Regions from separate parts of the Mus musculus genome. Here regions 1 and 3 are each linked to region 2. Evidence: chromatin loops called from intact Hi-C (ENCODE). Cell type or tissue: left cerebral cortex. All regions are shown on one strand. Each heading gives the region's core, and the rest is flanking DNA. Links, peaks and the distances in the headings are about the cores only.

Region 1 (5,369 bases), core at 1,340-3,839, 720 kb before region 2:
GCACTGGGCATGACCACTGAGCTCAAGCAATGAGATATAGCCAGCATTTCTGGCATGCTTTATGGAGAGAAGGAGTTGGTCAGTTAAGAAATTAAGTGGATGTTGAAGGAGAAGCCTTTATTCAATGAAAGAAGAAAAAGAGGGAAATGCTTGCTTTGTGAATAATAGGAATCCAGATTTCAGGCTACATTCTTTCCAGCATCTACAGAGCCAGCTGCCCCATAACCACTAGTGCAGGCCAGGGAGAGATTTCATTATCTTTGCTAGCAATTTTATTAGGAGAGGGGCTCTGTCTTTATGGCTTAGGCAGGGAAAAGGTGAATCAGTAGAAAGAATGGTGGTTAATCTAAGGATGACTTAAATCAAGTTGCTGCTTTGGGACACCTCGTTTAGGGGCTGTCTGCTTTATTGGCAGTCTGTTCATTTCTGCTGCTGGCACCACCATTTCTTCCTTGCTTTGTGTTGCTGTGGCTCCCATCTATTTTATTCTTTCAACTCTTCCCGTTTATCCTGTTTTAACTATCAGTCATCAGCCAGCCATAAAATATAATTCCAAAGTAATAGTTAGTGTTTCTCTAGTTTCCCCAGATATGAGGGAACTGGAGAGAAGAATCAGTGTTGAAGAATGTTGCCTGCACTATTCTGAGAACCAGAATTCAGACCCCAGGACATACGTAGGAAGTCGGTACCCTGGAAACACATCTAACCCCAGCTCTGAGGGATCCCCATTTACCCTCCATATCATCCTTTACCCCCCACAAGTGCATTTGTGCAAAAATGTGTACACACACACACACAAACACATACACACAAATGCATGTACAGTAAATAAATGAGCAAATATAATGAAAGTTAAGAAGTTTTAAAAAATGTATGATAAAACTGTTCTGTCGTTCAGAGTGTTTGTGGTGGAAGTAGGTGTATCTGAGTCAAATTCTCAGCATCCATGTACAAAGCTGCTTATAACCAGCTCCTGTAATCCCAGGACTGTGGGGTACAGGGACAGGAAGAGTACTGTGACTTGCTGACCACCAGCCTAGTTCCAATTTCAGTGAGAAACCTTTTCTCAAAGAATAAACTGGAGTGTGGTGGCACACAAATGAGGAACTTTACACCAGTGTATATGCATACATGTGTGTGTGTGTGCATGTGCACACACACTCACTTAACATAAAACAGATCATTACAACACTTTTCAATGACTACGAATGGAGCTATGTTTTAGAGCAGTTTACTAACCTGCATGAGGCTTAGGTTCAATACTGCAGTAAAATATTTATTGATTTATTGTATGCTTTTTAAGGTAAGAACATTTTTCTCATTAATCAAGGGTTAATTTTGCTTTTGTTTGTCAATATCAGTGGGACATGTTCTTAAGCTATAGTTCATAGGTTCCAACAGTAGTAGTGTGGCCATTAATACTGAAAAGAACAGAAATACAAATAATACTAATAATGTTTAATTCAGCACTAATGAAAAAAATTCACCTTCCTAATATATACTATCTCTGGTCATATTTCAGTTATCTTCTCTCTGTTTTTAGCAGACACAGATAAACAGATAACACACACACATGGACACACACACACACACACACACACAGGCACACAATACTCAGGCATCATCAAAATTACAGGATTTGATTCAAATATAGTTTAAGATGAAAGAAAAGACTAAACCCACAATTGTTTTAGAAAATTCTAAAGGAAAAAAATCTCCAGTTTTGTATCTATGCATACAGTTTGTCATACAAAACCATATAACCTATGATTTAGGGTAAAATCCAATTTTTCTCTCTTGAGAATCATGACCTAGGATAATTGCTTTATAGTTGAATATTAAAATAATTAGTTAGATTATGTGTAAGTGCAGAAAATGCTAATTATGTATTCCTCTTGTAGGAAAAAACAGATATATCAAAACATGTTTTTACTGTTTTTTAAGGTCACAATAAAAATATATATTAAAATCCAGAAATTTTAAAATTTCTTAATGTCTTTATAATTTGCATTTTATACAGTGCAATTACATAGATCAAAAATCCAGAAGGGTTTTAAATTAGACTAATTAAGAGTATTTCTAAGTTCTGCTTTAGATATTTCTTCTACTCTTACACATGTTTGAGTGGTGCCTTCCAACTAAACAATGCCTTCCAATACACACATCAGTTAAAAACTCCCCTTTTGTCTAGAGAACTAGGTTCCACCCATGTTCTGTCCTGTGCCCTGCTTTCTCATGAGAAACATGGCATAAATGCAGACTCATCACAATCCCATTTGTTCTTGCCATTCTCCACCACTGGAGATCCTATCTGCATTGGTTCCTTGATGCGCTATCATGACAAGAAAGAGCAACCTCTATTTAAAAGGTTGAAATTTGGGCTCATGTTTGTAGCTACAATCCATCATGGTGAGCAAGATGAGGTGGCAGGAGTTTGAGGCGCTGGTCACATAGCATCAGCAGTCAGGAAGCAAAGAGAAGAGAGTGCTTGTGCTCAGTTGGCTTTCTCCTTTTATTCAGTCCAGGATCCTATGTCTTGGAATATTATTTCCTATGTTCATTGATCCTTCCAGATCAATTTCTGAATCTAAATAATCCTTAAAAGATGTAACTAGATTATTTGTTTCCATGGTAACTAAAATTCCGAAGAAGGTGACAACCAAGACTAACCCTCCCACCTCCCTCATCTGAAACTCCCCTTATCAGAGTCACTGGTGTTTTGTTTTGTTTTTTGTTTTGTTTTGTTTTTGTTTTTTGTTTTTAATAACCTACCAGTGGTCTGGGCCACTCATAGCTTCTCACTTTCTTCACCAGTCAGGTACTGCTTAGACAGTTGGCCGCTCCTGTATTACTTCCTGAGACTCCATCTGCTGTTAGTGTGTCCTGGATTTCCTCTCGACTTCCATGTTCCTCCTTCTTAGCTTGTCCAGTGAACTGCTCCTCTTGGGTCAGATGTCTGCTTAAAGGACTGCCCGAAAGACCAGCTCTTAGTTTTATCTTTTTACTAAGTACATTTCTCAGGTGGTATCTTCTATTCTCTGGCCATCAATTCCAAGTGGTAACATCTTGATATTTTCCCTAAGTGTGAACATTTTGTAGGATTCTCCAGCTCTCATATCCAAAGAAGAAATTTGTGTTACCTCAGAAAGCCTGTATTTCTCCTAATCCCCATCATTATAAAAGAAGCACAGTGTATAAAAATATATTAGCTTAAGTCCCACAAATAACTTTGATTCCTCTATCTCTCCCTCTACAAATTCTACTATTAAATGTTCCAGTCATGAAGATGTAGCTCGGAGGTAGTACCCTTGTCTGGTACCTTAGATCCCCTATAAGGGGAGTCTACCAGTCATTCTGGTAGTTCTTTGATTTAGAATTCATTTATGATTTTCATTTTCTATTTCTAATACTAGTAGTCATCACTCAAAATGTACAAAAGGCTAATAATTTTCTCACCATACTCTGTAATATCAGCTCTCCCATATTGCATTTATTTCACAGAAACTAAATAGGTGTTAGAATATGTAAATGGGGTCATGAGAGCCCCTACTTTAAGTACATGCTGAACTTACCAGGCTCAAGAGGAAGAGCAGCCTTCTTTTGGACACTTTTTGTCATTCCTTCCATGGCCCACACATGGCAGTCGTTTCTGTTCTGTGGACACTCATTGCTGCATCATCAGACAAGGCTTTCACATGACAGGCAGGGTCAAGATTGCAAGTATTGCACATCTGCTTCGTTCCTACCATTACTCAAATGCCACCTGCTCCCAGAGGCAGGTCTAACAAACATAACTGCTATGCTACCTCTCATTTCCTCTCACTGTCAGTGCTTTCATCGTGCTTATTCAAAAAAATACATTTCAAATACTATTTTATTGGCTTATGTATATGTCTGTGTGTGTATCTTTATGAGCATGTGCACACATATGTCAGTGGGGTTAGTGGATACACGGAGGCCAGAAGAGGGAATTGGGTCCCTTGGATCTGGAGTTTTAGGCATTTTGGATACACAGCTTACGTTGTAGCTGCTGGGATCTGAACTCTGTTTCTCATGATTGGGCAACAAACACTCTTCACCCTGTGCTGCCACTCCAACTCCCTCTATGTTTTCTCTCTTTCCTGGCTCCCCATATGCCTGGGGGTCATACTTTTCAATGTATTTCATGAAAAGACCCAGGCTTTTATTTCGCTTTTACCTAGTTGATGAGATGCACAGCAGTGCTGGCCAGTGGGCACTACCCCAGTGCCCTCTTTTGTGAGCCCATTTGGGATAATGTGTCCTGGGTTTGCTGTGTAACTTGGCTGTGCCACTAAACTTCTGCAGATGTCTGCTCTCTTGGAGCTGGACATAGTGAAGGCTCTGACTCATGATAGAAGCTCAGATTCCTGAGTCAGCTATTTGTAGCATCCCTCAGCCTTTATCTAGTTGTATTCTCTAGATTTCCTATTCTTTTTTTAATATAAATTATATGAGTTAGTCTGTTTAAATTTATTGTCAATGCAAGAAACACTACATAATATTTATATCCACACATTCATTCAGCAGAAGTGAAGACTCCCCAACTAATCTGCACAATTGACTACCTGAAAGAATTCATTTGCAGGCAGTTGGCATTTACTTGAGTTCACAGTAAGCCAGGTGTAAAATCCACTGATGATAAATCATATTTGGTGGCCAAAAGTTCTATAGGAGAACATAAAATGTGGCAGAATTCAGTACAGGATAGCTTCAGGATGAAAGATGGGCCAGGGCTTTTATGAAAAGACAGCATGAAGCAGAGATCCTGCAGTGTGCAAAGAAGTGAGAAATATAGAGAAGGAAGAGAAAAACTGAAGTCAGAACATCCTTGAGGCAGAGGCATGTCCCCAGTATCCCAGGGGAAACAGGTAATGCAGCATAAACCAAATAAGGAATCTGAAAGACTCAGCAGAGACGTGTTAGGAAGTTGAAAGTCAAAGCAGTGTTCCACCAGACCTTAACAATCTCAACATTCACACTTTCTTTTGTAACCGGGAAATGTTGGAAATTGATTTGCAAATTCTGAGCAAAAGACACACAAGTTTGACTTGTTAAAAATAGGACCCAGATATAGCTGTCTCTTGTGAGACTAGGCAGGGGCCTAGCAAACACATAAGTGGATGCTCACAGTCAGCTATTGGATGGATCACAGGGCCCCCAATGGAGGAGCTAGAGAAAGTATCCAAGGAGCTAAAGAGATCTGCAACCCTGTAGGTGCAACAACATTATGAACTAACCAGTACCCAGAGCTCTTGACTCTAGCTACATATGTATCAAAAGATGGCCTAGTCGGCCATCACTGGAAAGAGAGGCCCATTGGACACGCAAACTGTATATGCCCCAGTACA
Region 2 (5,369 bases), core at 1,406-3,905:
AGAACAACATCCAGCAGTGTGTTCTAGTGTTATAACTTTATTTATAGAACATATGTACTATGTAGCCATATGTTGTGTCACTGTTGGGGTAGGTGTGTCACTGTGGGTGTAGGCTTTAATACCCTCATCCTAGCTGCCTGGAAGTAAGTCAGTATACTGCTAGCAGTCTCCAGATGAAGATATAGAACTCTCAGCTCCTCCTGCACCATGCCTGCAGGAATGCTGCCATGCTCCTGTCTTGATGATAATTTACTGAACCTCTGAACCTATAAGCCAGCCCCAGTTAAATGTTCTTTTTAAGAGTTGCTTTGGTCATGGTGTCTGTTCATAGCAGTAAAACCCTAAGACACCCTCTGAATGTTTTTAAATCTGACTTTTATAGATGTGACCACAACAAAAGCAATCATTTGTAGCAATATCCTTCTCTTCATTGGCTTTGGTTCTAAACACTTTAAAATCCCATACCCCTCCATGGCTGTTGTATAAAAAGTGCAAGGAAAAAAAACTCTTTTGTTTGAGTTTCAGGAAAGCCAAAACAGCAGTTGCCTATAGAATGAATCTAGAAGGGAAGTCAGTGTGCAACCCCACTGTCAGCAAAGACTTAGTAGAAGAGGGTTTATAATAGATATTCACATCTGCTGTTTTGGACACTCTAATCCATCCTAAGGTTGTTTGCTGTGTCAGTTTTCGTTCTAGACAAAGAAGCTGAGTCTTATAAAGGTTTGTAAATAGACCATATTTATCATGGTTAACTTTACCCATAAAACACCTCTCTGTTTCATAGGCAGTATGACTTTTCAGGGGCAGCACGTGATGAAATACTTCACCGTGCTTTTCTTGGTGAACTCTTACTGTGTGACAGACACATTCTCTTTTAAGTTGTGTCACCTACCCAAACTCTGTCCAGAAGGCATGGCTGATACGATGTCATCTGGACACAGTGGAGATGTGCTGGTTACAAGTCTCTAGATTTGGAATGTTTCTGCTGGAATATCAGCTCCTTGCATACATGGTAAACAGCTCACTCAGCCTTCCCAAGCCTCTTACTTCCTTTATACAGTAGAATTACTGCTCTTTCTTCTACTATTGGGTCCTCCTAAGAATTGTACAACAAATACTCAGTGTGGTATCAGATGCCAAAAGAGTTTTAGTAAGTTTTAAACACTGTTGTTGGGATGGTAATACACCAATAAGCACGATTAGATAACCCAATGCTTAATACTTGGGTTCTAAGGTCAGGTGAGCATATTCTATTAATTCTTCTTGCTTCCAAATGTCAAGATAGTTTCCTACTGGAATTTATCAAAAAATTATTAATCAAAATTATGTTATTTTAATTATTTGGTACTTACTAAAAATGCTTTCAAATGATGAAAATTCTATACACTAAATTTGGATTATTTTAATTTGCAAGATTTCAGAAATTTAAGTTAATGGTCATGTAATTTCGAGGTAGAAATACTTACTGTTTTCATTTCAACTCCAAAGAAATTGTGTTGAATTCATAAATATCTCAACTGTTACAGATTTATACAATGATTTAGCAGAATTATAATAAATATGTTTAAAGAAGGTAAATACATTTTACATTTTCTAGGATAAATACCTATAGATATATCTACTTGAAGCATATGTCCTATTTTCCATTTAGATAACTATTGCTTTAAATTATTTTAACATATTCATTTACAAAATAGTTGTCTTCTTTAGTTGCTCTCAATCTCAACTCAAAATGATCTGTCAATCATAAATATAAGGAGAATGTTGGGGCATATAATAACTTCTGAATGTTAAGCAAGTAGAGCTTTTATCCTAAATGTATCTTATGGCTCAAATTATTTTTTATAGATTGAAGTTAGTTCATATTTAATGAGAGCCAAGCATAAAAATGAGTCTCTTGAATCACAACCGAAACAGGATAAAATGTTGTATTGTTTACATACTGTGACTGCTTGAGATAAACCTCCATTTCCCTCTTTTCCAGGTCGAGTTTTAGCTCAGGCGAGTGCCAACGGGATTATCCATTTGCTGGATCTTAAATCGGGGCAAATTCACAAACTGGTGGGCCACGAGAGTGAAGTGCACAGTGTGGTGTTTTCCCACCTGGGGGAAAATCTGTATTCTGGAGGCTCTGACGGCACCATTCGGTTGTGGATCTGATCAGCAATAGCACACCCTGATGCAAAGGGCATTCCCTCTAAGGCTTAAAAATGTTTCATATAGTCTGCTCAAATGCCAGCAAGTAACTGGTTAAAATGACCAATAAATAAAATATTTGTTTTAAAACAAGCTTTGGGTGAATAATATATGGACCATACTATCTCAAATAAAAATTATAACTTTTTGTTCATTTTTCTGTGTGTGTGTTTTTTTTTCACCCAGAATCTTTCACTTTCTCATCCGGTTATGAATTTAGAGACAGGGCATCCTTGCTAGGAGGTTGGAAGAAACAGCTTTACAATGACGCCTAATGACAGACTAGATGAATTACAAGACATTGATTTTTAACGTTAGAGAACAAACTGCAGGAAAACGCGGCTACTTTTTTTTTTTTTTTAAATCAAACCCAAGCTGCAGAAGACCCAAAGTTGAATTATGTATAGCACAAGGAAAATCTTTCTATATCCAGAGGGCCAAATAGAGTCAGAAAGCATACAGTTTCACAGATTCTTTGACAATGAGTGTGCTTTATATATTAGTAATAACCAACGACTGCAGATGGCTTAAATCTAAAGGCAAGTCCCTGGAACTTTCATCTCTGCAGCCCATGCAAGAATGCATTAGATAAAATTAACATCTTTCTAATTTTTATTGTGATTTAAATGCAAATAAGTATCTTGCATGCAGAAACTCCCCCCTCCCGACACACACCCCATGCTCGCTCTCATCAGCTGTATCAAGTGACTGCCTTAGACAACACTACAGCCTGGTCCGCGGAAGCAGCTGGGGGTTTCGACCAAGCTGGGCTCAGAAGCCAGTTGTTGGCGCTGTCCGTGGTGCTGAGGAATTCCCGGCTGCCGGCAGGATGAGCTCCGAATCAGCAGTCTGCAAACTGCTCACAGCGATGCCAAACCCCAGTTAAAGTTGCGCCTTTGCTTCACATCCACAGTTAGAATCTTCTGGTGTGTGAGGAGGGATTCAGTCAACATACTGTGGACGATGCTGATGCTTCTGCTGGTGGAGTGGGCTTTAAGCTTCAGTATGCTGTTTCTGTTTGTGATCCTCAGAGCCTAGCCAAGTCACCTCTACTGCCGTAGCAAACACTGTGTAAGTGAACTCATGTGTGGAGGAGGCGTAATCAGCCAGGAAATTTCATAGAAGGATCTAAGAAAATGCTAAAAATAAGTTCAACATGATTCTGCTACCAGGGTCCGGATTTCCACAGGACCAGCATTGCTTCTTGCTTTGAATTCTGAAGACAGGTCCAAAGCATATTTCTTATGTGTGTCTGCTGTGTTTCTCTCTGGAAGGGTGGGAGACTGCTTCTTGGCTGTGTTTTGAAATGGGAAATAGAGAGGATGGATTGCCTTTAATTCATGCCTGAAAATGCATTCTTTGGGTGACTAAAGAGGACCGGCTTACCTAAGAGATACCTGACCTTTAAGTTCAGATTGGTCTGTGACCCCCAGCACCACCGTTAACCTCAGAGTGACTAGGTAAGTGAATCTTATGACATGAGTTGTGCTTGCTTTCTCAGAGAAATAGATGCAGTCATTTTAAATCATATGTAGCAATACAGGGAGGGGGTAAAGTTTAGCTGGGAAGTGAGCCTCAGTTTAGCAGTGTTTGCATTCTGATTTGAAAAATCTTCAGATAATGCTGCTGTTGTATTTCCCTAACCTCCCTATTTTTAAATAGTATTCTAAATGGTATTTATTATAAGGAAGGTTCTTTTGAAAATAGCCTAAGAACTTTGTTTCATTATTCACATATTCCTCATAATAAAAGCATGCTTAATGTTAATATGAAGAAAAAACCCCACCCTTCTATCTATCTTGCAGTTTACATTTACTGTAACCTTGCACATTAATGCCTACCTGTGGCTTACAAAATGATTCTTTTCTGCCTGGGTCATTTTAAAAGCAGAATCCTGTCTGTATTTCACATGGCTTTTCTTGCATGTATTGATAGCTGCCGCTGGACAATGTGAGGAGGCACGGTAGCTTCCTTGCCTTGCAAGATAAACTTTCTATATATGTGAGAAGTGCATCAATGCTTTAATTAGTAAAACATATATATGCCTTTCCAGAAGCTTCTCCTCTGTTTGTGGCCTCTGTAGTAATTTAGAAGAATAAAAATGCTTTGTCAAAGGGAGCTTCCAGTTTCTCAAGTAGAATTGTAGGTTTGCATTTTCTTGTTCTGTCATGACTCATTATTTTTGACATATTTTAGGGGAAATCTATCTCCTTTATCATTACCCCAAAGGAATTCACCCAAAAGAAATTCTAATATCAGAGAATATTGGAGGAATACTAATATCAACCTTGTCTGAAAAGAGAACGTGAATACATTGCCTTCCATTTTACTATTACTCTAATTTGCATATCTAACTTAGGATGCAAATATATTCTAAGAGGTTATGAAGTTTCCTAATATCATCTTCATCATATTTAATTATCATAGTTGTATGCTAGCTTGAAAAGAAGTGGTTTTTCACTGTTTTTAGCATACTTTGGAAATAAAACATTGAATGAAACTTAGACATCATAAAATACTCTACATACAATCTTAGTGATATTGGCAGAAAGCCAATAGCATTTAAATGATGAATTAAATATTTTACAACGATTTTCCTTATCTGTTCCTCCCCAAAATCATAGTTTCCCCAGAACCTTTACATAAGTTAGCTGCTCTAAATATTCAAATAAAACCTCATTACCAATATTTACTACCAAATACTAACACTCAGGGAGCCTACAACAGTTATTGCTACACAGATAATAAGGCATATAGTCTGTGAATGCCCATGTTTCATTATTAAGAAACTTCCACAGAAAGTTTTTTTCCTGACATCTTTGTCTAAATTAACTCAATGAAAATATATTTTCAGTAGCATGTGAATATTATTCATATTATATGTGAATATTATTCATATTACATGTGAATATTATTCATATTACATGGAAAGGATCAACTTCAAATATGACATGGTTATTAGATCCCCATGGCTATAAAAAGTTGTAGATATATCTTTCCTGCCCACTAGGAGCTTACCTCTTGCATAAAAATAATGATGTGTAACAAGAGTAGAAATGACTGTCTTTAACAAATCCACATAAATAAATTTTAATTTTTGTATCATGTAGATATATTTTCTCTTATTCACCATGATTTGTTGTGCTACTTCTTATATTCAGTGTGTTACAATC
Region 3 (5,369 bases), core at 1,340-3,839, 930 kb before region 2:
TGTGCCCATAGTAGTAGGTCTATTCTCTCCTAGCTCCAGAACTGACCGCCTCTTTCTACTCCAGCATCAAAACCCAAACTCAGAAGTGTTGTTCTTACTTTTTCTGGGGTCATCACCTGTAAACAAGGGCTTTCTCTACTCGGGCATCTTTGTTCATCTCGGTGGCTGCTTTGTCTTAGTTTCAAGACAGATCTTACTTCCCTGGGTTATTTTCTGATGTCTTAAACTAGTTTTAATCCAGGGTGCAAGTTACTGATAAGATGGGAGCCAGTTACAGATCAGTAACTGAATTAGGTCTCCTGTCTGCCTTTTGTGTTACGGAAATGGGAGTGTTGGTTTTCCTCTAGAGAAGTTGACATCTAAGTGGATTCTCATAGGCCATTCACTGAGAATATCCTCTTAGTAGTAGGAAAAAAATAATTGGTAGGAAACAACAACTTTGACACTCTTGGACTTTCTACTGTAGCGTAGAACAGATGTATCACCACGGGAGATGATGCTAGGGACCAGGATATAAACAGAACCGAGATGAGAAAGACACGGAGCTGGTAGCTCACTTGTTTACGTCAACTTCTATGACCTGCAGGCTTGGGGGAGGGTCCTGCAAGGATGCACAAAAAATAAATTTGTATTATTAGTATTCCTGCATTCCCGAGTAATGTTTTTGCCCGAGGTTAGAAACATTAGGGAAAATCAAAGAAATCGCTGACTTGGGAAGATTCCTGAGGCACAAAGACCTGGTCTGGAATGATGAAAACATGTATGCCTCCTCGGGCAGCAAGCAAGAGATGCGGCGCTGGATGCCAGGGATATTCTCATGTGTGACACCTGGGTAGTTGCTCCGTTTCTAGTTAGAATAAATTCACCCTGTCTTCTAAGGAGTTCTTCAACTGTTAATCTTGTCACATGACTGACAAAGAGGACCGGGAGAACAATGCTTAAGCATTGCTCTGGGGGTTGGGTGGTTCATTTCCCTGGGGTCAGGAGCTAAATGGGGTAACACAGCAAGCATATATTGAATGGATATCCTAGGTAAGCTGCCCGGTTTTCCTATTCCTCAATTTTCCAATCTGTAAAATGGAGACCTAGGCACCTAATACAGATACCATGATGAGTTTAGTCCAAGTGAAGGGTCTGTGTGTCCGGTAAGGATAAGCATTTAGTATGCAAGGTGATCTGAGCAATATTTACCTAAGGATGTTACCATAGAAGGATACTGTTTACTGGGTGGCTTCCCCTGGCTTGCTCAGCTTGCTTTCTTATAGAATCCGACTCCCAGCCCAGGGATGGCACCACCCGCTATAGGCCCTCCCACCCTTGATCACTAATTGAGAAAATGCCTTACAGTTGGATCTCATGTCGGCATTTCCTCAAGGGAGGCTCCTTTCTCTGTGATAACTCCAGCTTGTGTCAAACTGACACACAAAAGCAGCCAGTACAGACATCCCCAGGACGAGTGTGTGTGGGGGTGGGGTGGGGGGGGTGGGGTGGGGGGGCACTAGTCATCAGGGTAGTTGACGATCTTATCCACAAGAAAGGGAAAACTCGTTGTCAGAAGCATGCGGCTGGCTTTTTCCTCCTGGAACCACCACATAGGAGCTTTGGGCCCTTCACAGTGTCCTGCACTTACGATGGAATATGCAGAGCATAATGAACTCTCAATATTTTAAAATGGTTATCAATCTTTCAGTGTTTGAGTGTGTATCACTAGCTTAATAACCATGTGTAGAACTCTTGGTGGCATAGTGTATGTTTTTAAAATGTTGTCTTTGCCTCAAGTCCATTTCCTTCCATTTTTATGTAGCTATGCCCAAGTTATGTCTACGAGGGCTTTGTGATTTATATACCAAATGCAATTTATCGTAAGTGTACCTTTTAATTAGAGTGCTGCCATGTAGTCTATTTATTCAGGGACTTCGAGCATCATCTCTTCTATAGGACAGCTGATATATAAAGTACATTAATGGAATAACAATTATCATTTAAAACTCGTTATTGGCATTGGTTGGAAGCAATGTAGGAAGCACATTATAAACACATTCATGTTCGCCATTTACTATCTTTTCCTGGGCTGTTGTCTCCAAATTTAACAAGGAGAATTTCATTGCTAATTAGATTTAGAAAACAGTCTGGAAACTAATAGAAACATAAATTTAGGAGGAGGGTGCAATTAGTTCAAAACCACCCCTGAAATCTTTATTACTATTGAATAGGATGATATGTGTTTAATATATATATATATATATATATATATATATATATATATATATATATATGTAATATTTTCAGAATGGTCTTAAGTAATAGCATGTACAACATAATTTGTAGCAAAAGAAAAAGATGCCCTTATCTATGTGGAAAGTATGCATTTAAAAAATTTTTAAGAGGTGCTATACCGGTTACCAATAATTTTAAGATTTCTGTCAGTAGTGGCTCATGGCAGACAGTTTGAAATGATCGTTGCTCTATTTGGACAGTAGATGGCGCTGTTGCCATTTTCCAACAATACGCTGAGTCAGAATGGGCTCGGCTCCAGGATGCAGACTTTTTCTTTTTTCTTTTCCCAATTAAAGCAAGAAGACTGCCATCGGAGAATCAATCTTGAAAGTCATTATGAATTCGAAATGAAGTCTAGGTTTCATTCTTTCCTTTCGCACCTCTGCCATAAAATGCTCCTTCTTGCGGCCTAAGCTCTTTCCTGTATAATGACTTTCTTTTGAATGATTTCAGAGCTTTTGCTGGCGTAAGAGAACAAAGTCTTTCATAGACAACGTTGAGAAAAATCTATCTCTTCGTGATTAGGATAATAAGCCTCTGTACTTGATTTTGATATGTATTATACGTCTGCTGTCGCCTTATGTGGGTAGCATGGCGGTGGCCACGTCTGCCACAGGCAACTTTCCGATCTCACTGGGATGATTACCCGCGTTTACATTTTATTACGAATTGTTGAAATGACCTCCGGGCCAGCTCTTTTGTCATTCCCAAATCCATTTGCGGCTATGTTGGATTCTAAAACACACAACACAACAATGAGAGCAACAACAACAAAAACTTAGTTGGCCACTTTGAGCCGTGCTGAGTGTCTCTATTGTCTGTGTTGATGTGGCTCGTCCATTAGTGACTTAATGGATTGGGAGCTTGAAAAGGTAGATGATACTGACAGGCGCAAATGGATTTCTAGGCGTTCCTCTAATGTTCTCTCACGGGAACAATGAAGTATCAAAATCCCTTCTTGTGATTTTGGCTTTGGTCCTATCGAAGTTTGTGGTGCTAGAACTTTTTATTCTTTTTCGGTGGCGGGGATCTAGGATGTTGTCTTTCTAGGATGGAGAGGATGAAACCCTGCCTGGATAAGAAGGTAATTTGGGAACAGCCCACAGGAAGTGCTCTGGATCTGCTAGACTTGCACTTTTGCTTTCTCTCAACTTAGAAAATTGACAGCTGTCATTCATTTCTGTCCTGTTTACATGAATGGGATGGTCTTCCAGGTATCTGGGACTCCTTTTTTTTTTTTTTTTAATTAGATATTTTCTCTATTTACATTTCAAATGTTATCCCATTTCCTAGTTTCCCCTCTGAAAATCCCCTATCCCCTCCCCCCTCCCCCTGATCCCTGATCCCCAACCCACCCACTCCCATTCCTGGATCTGGCATTCCCCTGTACTGGGTCATAGAGCCTTCACAGGACCTAGGGCCTCTCCTCTGCTACATATACAGCTAGAGTCACAAGTTCCACCATGTGTTTTCTTTGATTGGTGGTATAGTTCCAAGCTCTGGGGGTACTTGTTAGTTCATATTGTTGTTCCTCCTATGGGGCTGCAAACCCCCTCATCTCCCTGGGTACTTTCTCTAGCTCCTTCATTGGGGACCCTGTGCTTCATCCAATGGATGAATGTGAGCATCCACTTCTGTATTTTTCAGGCACTGGCAGAGCCTCTCAGGAGACAGCTATATCAGGCTCCTGTCAACAGGCTCTTGTTGGCATCTGCAATAGCATCTGGGTTTGGTGGTTGTTTATGGGATGGATCCCTAAGTGGGGCAGTCTCCGGATGGTCATTCCTTCATGCTCTGCTCCAAACTTTGTCTCTGTAACTCCTTCCATAGGTATTTTGCTACGTCTTCTAAAGTGGATTCTGAGCTTCTGAGCTAATATCCACTTATCAGAGAGTGCATATCATGTGTGTTCTTTTGTGATTGAGTTACCTCACTCAGGATGATATCCTAGATCCATCCATTTGTCTAAGAATTTCATAAATTCATTGTTTTTAATAGCTGTGTAGTACTACATTGTGTAAATGTACCACATTTTCTGTATCCATTCATCTGTTGAGGGACATCTTGGTTCGCTCCAGCTTCTGGCTATTATAAATAAGGCTGCTATGAACATAGTGGAGCATGTGTCCTTCTTACATGGTGGAACACTCCTTTCATCTTAGTCTCTAAAGTGAGGACGAAGAGTAGACCGACCCCATACATCTTCTATTCACTGTATCCTATACACTGGTAAACTCAAAATGAAGCTAACTGTTTAAAATACCCAATTGCATATCCAAACAGAATTGGTATAAAATAAGGCACAACATGCTTTGTAGAGAGACTCAAAGAGGCCCTATGGTTTTGTTTAAATGCCCACCACTGTTCACTGTGCTATCTGGTAGGTTTTGCTACATGGGGAGCAAATGGCTGTTATTCTCCATACTTACAGTCGTTGTTAGAGGCCAAATATTGGGTGCTGAATGAGTCACCCTTAATGATAATCAGAGCTATCGAGACAAAATTATCCCCTAATTCCATTTGGTTTAAGACAGACCGGCTTGATTTCTGTCTTTAGTATACAGCAGTGCTTGGAATATGTAGCTGTGTTGGTGTTGCTCTGTAAGTCAAGCAGGAATGGTCCACGAGTGTTTCTTGGAGTTCGGGATGGACTTATTCCTTTCTTTGCCCCATGGTGTCTTACATAGGCCAGTGTGATGCTGAGAAAAATCACTTTTTGAAGTTTTAAACAGGACAGATGGCTATATCATAAGCCAGAAAATTGGCTCTTCAAAGTTTAATCTTTCAGGGACTTCCCACTCAATCTATCTTTAAAGCAAAATATTGATCCTCTCGTCTACCTTCTTTGGGGACCAAGGAGTTCACCAAAAACATTAGTCTGTGTTTTTCGTTTGTTGTTGTTGCTTTTTTGGTTTACATGCCTTTCTTTTAACAATACCTACTACCTAAAGAGATTTGTTACAAAGTAGTATTTGTTTTATAACTAAAAATTTCACCAACACAATGCTAAAATTAGTTGAGAAGCACAGACAAATGTATTAGCAGTGTATAAATAACACAATATATCGGTCAAACGTCAACTCTATAATTAA

Evidence for each region. A loop is a pair of places that touch in the nucleus more often than their neighbours do. Peaks named below come from ENCODE experiments on the same cell type or tissue, not always from the same donor. Only the 100,000 strongest peaks of a DNase experiment are listed, where the experiment ranks them.
Region 1: it touches region 2 in a loop (6-fold over the local background); 2 of 42 quality-filtered maps call a loop at or near these places.
Region 3: a loop joins it to region 2, with 5 times the contacts of the local background. A loop is called at or near these places in 4 of 42 quality-filtered maps.

What each region holds. Positions count from the first base shown.
Region 1 is chr1:69,999,890-70,005,258 of GRCm38, forward strand. All of the region lies in intron 11 of Spag16 (sperm associated antigen 16), which reads left to right. Among named protein-coding and RNA genes, the nearest start is that of Gm23879, 47 kb to the left of the region's middle. In left cerebral cortex, for the core only: no CTCF peak of the experiment used is centred there; no DNase peak of the experiment used is centred there.
Region 2 is chr1:70,722,783-70,728,151 of GRCm38, forward strand. Spag16 (sperm associated antigen 16) reads left to right here. Exons shown (of 17, transcript NM_029160.3): 17 at 1,985-2,350. The coding sequence ends at 2,160. It overlaps Vwc2l (von Willebrand factor C domain-containing protein 2-like), which reads left to right and starts at 2,933. Exons shown (of 4, transcript NM_177164.3): 1 at 2,933-3,656. In left cerebral cortex, for the core only: a CTCF peak has its summit at 2,489; DNase peaks (open chromatin) are centred at 2,521 and 3,113; H3K4me3 peaks cover 1,520 bases; H3K27ac peaks cover 1,023 bases.
Region 3 is chr1:69,787,960-69,793,328 of GRCm38, forward strand. No RefSeq gene overlaps it. Among named protein-coding and RNA genes, the nearest start is that of Gm29822, 3.1 kb to the left of the region's middle. In left cerebral cortex, for the core only: a CTCF peak has its summit at 2,481 (motif pointing right); a DNase peak (open chromatin) is centred at 2,515; H3K4me3 peaks cover 677 bases.